Linked DNA regions of Mus musculus: region 1 is linked to region 2. The links are chromatin loops, found by intact Hi-C in ENCODE. Cell type or tissue: heart. All regions are shown on one strand. Each heading gives the region's core, and the rest is flanking DNA. Links, peaks and the distances in the headings are about the cores only.

What was found. Hi-C counts contacts between places; a loop is a spot of excess contacts. Peaks named below come from ENCODE experiments on the same cell type or tissue, not always from the same donor. Only the 100,000 strongest peaks of a DNase experiment are listed, where the experiment ranks them.
Region 1: a loop joins it to region 2, with 2.3 times the contacts of the local background. A loop is called at or near these places in 1 of 42 quality-filtered maps.

What each region holds. Positions count from the first base shown.
Region 1 is chr2:90,744,181-90,747,086 of GRCm38, reverse strand. It overlaps Fnbp4 (formin binding protein 4), which reads right to left and starts at 1,529. Exons shown (of 17, transcript NM_018828.3): 1 at 1,261-1,529; 2 at 299-391. The coding sequence starts at 1,489. In heart, for the core only: CTCF peaks have their summits at 1,319 and 1,523; a DNase peak (open chromatin) is centred at 1,696; H3K4me3 peaks cover 2,405 bases; H3K27ac peaks cover 2,500 bases.
Region 2 is chr2:91,068,881-91,071,786 of GRCm38, reverse strand. Slc39a13 (solute carrier family 39 (metal ion transporter), member 13) reads left to right here and starts at 1,472. Exons shown (of 10, transcript NM_026721.3): 1 at 1,472-1,632. It overlaps Gm39874 (predicted gene, 39874), which reads right to left and starts at 1,436. Exons shown (of 2, transcript NR_166131.1): 1 at 1,281-1,436; 2 at 164-721. In heart, for the core only: a CTCF peak has its summit at 1,212 (motif pointing left); DNase peaks (open chromatin) are centred at 486, 1,316 and 1,956; H3K4me3 peaks cover 2,363 bases; H3K27ac peaks cover 2,302 bases.

The sequences.
Region 1 (2,906 bases), core at 254-2,753, 320 kb after region 2:
TGTGTCTGCAGCCATAAATAAACTTTCATGTTACTTAAAAGTTTATACACAGCAAGCCCTCAGGAAAGATTTATTTATTTTTTGTTAATCCATTTTTGTAAGCCAAGAGTGGAACCCAGAGTTTTGCATCTCACCACTGATATGCAACCCCAATCCTAGAAAAGCTTCAACGACTTTTTATGAGAAATAATAAATTAGCAACATTTAACCATCCAACAACCCAGCTGCACACTTTTATCTTTCAACTTAATAAAAGATATTTTAAGGGAAAGGCAAAAACAACAACAAAAATCTCTACCTGTTGCCTTGACGGCTGTCGGTCTGGTGGTCATGACTGGTGTTGGAGGGTTCTGAACAACGTTGGGGACCTCCACCACCACTTCTTGTTCATCTGTATTTGGAATGCACAAAAGGAAGCTGCAGTCAGTCAGTGGGCCAGGGTCCAAAGCTTGACCTTCAGCCTGAATCAACTTATAAAACCAGCGTGTATCACTGATGCAAACTAAGAAGACAAAAAACAAGCTGATCTACCCTTCCATTCATTTAGTGGTAGCGACAGTAAGAACGTGAACACTATGAAAATGGCACCTGCAATACTTAACAATTAACATGCATAAATACTTCTGCACGTTTCCACACGTTATGTACATCCTATTAATCTGATTCTTAATGTTTGATACAGTATAGCTTCTCCGGCATCTACTCCATGCAATTGTTACCCTAAACCCAAACACAATTCCAGAAAAGCCCACACACAGGTTTTGTCACTTTCCCTTAAGTCTGGGGTTACCGATGCTTTGTCTAGCATAAGAAAAAAATATGGGTTTGTTCACTTCTAAAGAGTGGTGTCTCCATTTCAACAAAAACGAAACCAAGCGTGACAAGTAGAGAAGGCCAGGTTCAACCGCCTCAAGGCTCGCACGTGGAAATTGCCCTCCACCTTCTGCGTTATTAAGATCGAAGGGAGTCATCTAGGAGACATTTGGGGTCCCAAGCCTCGGTGGACGGCACAGGTTCCGGGGAGAAACCCCTGCACCGCAAAGGCGCCTCAGATGAGTCCGGGCCCGGCCTTCCGCCTCCCAGAGTCCCCGACCGCCGTCCCGCGGGCCCCAGATCGCTGGCAGCCGAGGTGTACCTCGCCCGCCAGGGTTTCTCTTCTTCACCGGGTCCGAAGAGACACCCGGGAACCTAGGCCGCAAGCCCCGTGCTCGAGTTTCAGACGTCCCAAATAAAAGCAGGGCTCCTCTCGCGCGCCCTTACCTTCTGAAGGCGAGTCCTCTGGGGCAGCGGAGGCAGGCACCGCGGGCGACGTCGCGGCCGCCGCCGTCGCTGCTGCCGGCGCTGACTGGCTTGTCGCCGCCGCAGTCGAATCTGCCTCGGGATCCGGATCGGGGTCGGGATCCCGGCCCGGGGTGCTGCTCCGAGGACCCGGTGGAGAGAGCTGCAGGATAGGCCTGCGGCCGGGTACCGCCCGGGACTTCTTCCCCATCATGAGCCGGAGCGCGAGCAGCGAACGACGGCAGATTAGTGGGGCGGGCGCACAGCGCCCCGGTGCGTAATCAATATTCATGAACCGTGGCACCGCCTCCCGAGGAGATCCGCTTTTAACCGGCGCGGTGCACTTGCGCATGCGGCCTGCGCCCCGGTGCTTTTACGCACGTTCCGCTCCATCCATGGTGGGTGGGCTTTGTTCAGGGAAAAGGCGATTGGCTGTTTTGACTTGAGACGGACTCGGTAGCCAATAGCAAAGGGAAAAGACAGGACTTCGCGCCAATAGTGCGGAAGGGCCCGCGGTGTGTGCGACTTCCTTAGACTGGGGTTGCACCATGCGCTGTTAGCCAAGTCTTTTCTTTAGGGCTTTGTCCGCCATCTTGTAGCTATTTTCAGCTGCTTATTGCTGTTTGTCTTTGAGGAAGATAAAGATACATTGCACCCTTCTGCAAGTTCTCTTGGTTATTGTAGCTTCTTTGGGGTATAGTATTAAACAATGATGATGCTGGGTGTTTATACATCGGTAGGCTTTTTCTGTTTTGTTTTGGTTTTGTTTTTGATTTTCGAGACAGGGTTTCTCTGTGTAGCCCTGGTTGTCCTGGAACTCACTTTGTAGACCAGGCTGGCCTGGAACTCAGAAATCCGCCTGCCTCTGCTTCCCAAGTGATGGGTTTACGGTAGGCTCTCTCCCCACTTTCTTGCTCCAGCCCCGCTCGCCCCAACCCAAAGGTTTATTTATTTATTAAATGTAAGTAAACTGTAGCTGTGATACACAAGAGGGTATCAGATCTCATTACAGATGGTTGTGAGCCACCATGTAGTTGCTCGGATTTGAACTCAGGACCTTTGGAAGAGCAGTCAGTGCTCTTAACCGCTGAGCCATTTCTCCAGCCCCAGTAGGCTCTTTAAAACGAAATACGACGTGATTAGTAGGGAAAATGACTGGACCTTGGAAACAGTCAAACTGTTCATATGGGATACCGAAGCCTTACCTCATCCTACTTCTGTAAACACTACTTTTTTGCCCTACCTCCAACTCCTCCACCTTGAGGCTGAGCTCTTTACATTTTGAGTCTTCCTTGTTCCCCATTCCTAGAGTCAGGTGACATCCTGAGTCATTAATGTTCTCCCCAGAGATAGTTACCACGCAAGATAATGCTGATTTTCTCCAGGACCCACTCCTTCCACCCATCCCTGATTGCTTCTAGACTAATGACAGCAGGCCAGAAGATGAGAAATAATGCCTAAAGATGGTGCACTGTACTCCTGGAGAGCTACTGAAGTGTTCTAATAACACTGGAAGTAGTTGTCATGGTTCATGTCTATAATTTCAGTGGAGACAGAGGTAGGAAGATTTCAAGTGAGTCTAGCCAGGTATGCATATTACCAGAGCTTACAAAGTGAGATCTTGTCTC
Region 2 (2,906 bases), core at 201-2,700:
CACACACAATGCCCAGGCTGTCAGCACTGCATAAACTGGATGTAGGAGGGCACATCTATCCAGGCAGTCCACAGGTTCCAGGTCATTCTCTGCTATATAATAAGTTTAGGGGTAGTCTACATGAGACCTTATGTCAAAAATATATAAATAAATAAACCAAGAGTGGTGGCACACGTATTTAATTCTAGCACTGAGGAGGTAGAAGTAGGCAGATCTCTGTAGGTTCAAAGTCAGCCACATCTACATAGAAAGTTCCAGAACAGGCAGGGGGTTAGGGCTACATAGAACCAATCTCAAAGTAAAACGACAACAACAACAACAACCACACACACAAACACACACTGTGAGGTAGGGCATCAACTGTGATGTGTGAGTTCGGTCTGCTCTCGGAGCGCCCAGAAGGAACAAGGGACCATAGAGAGCCGCAATGGTAGGTGAGGACTAATGAGCCCCTCACTCTGTCACAGCCAGCCCAGGGGAGCACTCATTCGGCCTCTGCTGAATGTCTTCCATGTCAGTTACTGGCTGATTCCCAGAGAAGGATGCAAACATGTATCGGATCGCAAAGGAGTGGGGGGTGTTAGGCCACATCCACACCTTAGCTCCAGCTTAGACATGAGGTGGCCATCGCACGCCCTAGGGAGAGGTACATCCAAGTTGAATTCCGCCTCTGCCATATGTGTGACATATGTCTGACCCTAGGTCAACAGTCAGTACCCACCTGAAAGATAAAAACGATTTGGTAAAGTTAACACTGATTACTGAGTAAATGGTCAGTAAAGGGCTACCCTAGATCAGAGAACTGTAGCCATTGTTATTGCCACTAACTGCTCCTTCGGTCTAAGAGTTCAGGTACAGCTTTGTCAGGGTAAGAGAACACCAAGTCCTTTGTTGTATCCTGGCTTGAAATTCCAGGGCACAGGCTCTAGAAACGTGTACTGGACTTCAAAGGGTTACAGTCCTGGAGACGGTGGCCTGAGGTTCCAAGTGAAAAACCAAAGCATAAAAATAATTCGATGAGTAAGAATAAAATTCCCTCTTCTGAGGTACCCAGAGCCAGGCCCCTCCTTGCGGCAGGCACTTCCCCTTTCCCTAGCTCATGGAGGAGCCAGGCCTGCTGACTCAGAGAGCCATAGCCCTGCTCTCGTCCCGGGACGGAGCGGTTTGGCAGCCGTGCGCGCCCCCGTGTGGCCACTGCTGGAACTGCATCCTCAGAAGGACGCCACACTGAAGCCCCGCCGCCCTGTTGATCCCGGTTCCCGCGTGGGTGCCGCCCTCACCCTAGCTTAACTTGGCTAAACGCGATGCCCACGAGGGTACCCACTTCCGTCCTACTCTCCCCGCAGCCCCAGAATCCGCCCCGAGCGGAAGTGCGCTGACCGCGCGGGTCCCCCATGGTATGAGGCGGAAGCGCCTCCCCCGCCGTCGCTCCGTCTAGCCCCCCGGAGCCGCGCGCGTCGGGTTCCGGACTGTCCCGTGTGACGTGGCTGCACGCCGGGGGTGGCTCCGGGCTGGGGGCCTAGTGGTGGGGCCGGGCGAGGCAGAGCGGGGCGGGGCGCGACACTGCAGCTGGATGGCCGGGCCCGCCCGGAGCGCTGCATCTGCTGCCGCTGCCACCTCTGCCACTGCGCGGTGAGTGATCGCTGGACCCTCAGGCCGGCGTCCGGGGCGGGATGGACCGTGTCAGTTCCCAAACCTGTCGCGACTCGTCCTCAGTTTAGGAGTTGAACTTGCCTGCTCTTTGGCTCTTTACCTCTGACGTCCCACGCTCTGCCCCTCAGCCCTCCCTGCTGCCCCGCTTCTTGTCTTCTCCTTCCACCAGACATTCTAGCTCATTTTATTGACTTTCCTTTCTCTTGCTTTCTCCTTTCTCTCCATACCCCATACTTCTCTGCTGAACCTGTGGTCCCCCCTTGCCTCTGCATGACCCGCTAAGGTCTTGGCCTGGCGAGGGCCTGCCTTGGTCCCAGTGAAGCTTTGCTCGTTTGTTTGTGCTGGTGTTGGCAGTGGCGGCCGCGAGGGGTCGGGGAGGGCTGGGGCAGGGGTCACTAATTATGGCCTGAAGATTCCAGACATAGGCTTGTAGCCCACCAATCAGAGACCGATGATTTCTCTCTTAACATCCATTGGCAGATGAGGAAACTGAGGCAGTTTCAAGGTCACAGCCAGTAGAAGACGGGGCAGATCACATTTAAACTTTCCAGATTGAACTTCTGGCTTGGTTGACTCACATCCCCATCCGGCTGCCATCAGTCTGCAGAGCACATTCCTTCTGCGAGTGCTTCAGACCTCCCCTGGCATTCAGAGGACTTGCATTCCCTCCTCGATGCCAGCAGCTACCTGCATTGTCAAGTTCACCTCATATTCATCGCTGTTAGGGAGCTCTGTTACCTCATCCATTCCCTGATGAGGACACTGAGGCTCAGGCTCATAAGGGACTACAGTCAGTTAACAATCTAGAGCACCAAATTAATTAGCCATAAGTTAGTTACCACAGCCTCTGGCTCTGGCAACTGTGAGGCATCTCTTCTCTTCAGCCCCACCTCTTGTCTCTTGGTGCCCAAGAATAAGATCATTTAGGAGGAAGAGGTTTGGACTATGACTCAGTTTCCCCACCTGTGTTTCTTTGTACCACGCCATCAAGCTAAACAGTGCTGGCTTTAGACCCTGGGGTGTCTTTACCGGCACATTCTGGCAGCCAAGCCTCTCCTGGCAGCTAGAGGCACCCAACAGGGATGGTCCCTCCTCCGGTGGCTGAAGGAGCCCAGCCAGTGCCTCACCCAGTCATTAAGGAAAGTTTAGCCTCAGGCGGACACATTGACACATAGGCTGGAGCCAGCTCAGAAGGAAAATATGTGTGGTTCTTGGGAGACGTGTAGATGGGCAGAGGGTGCTCCGTGCACCCA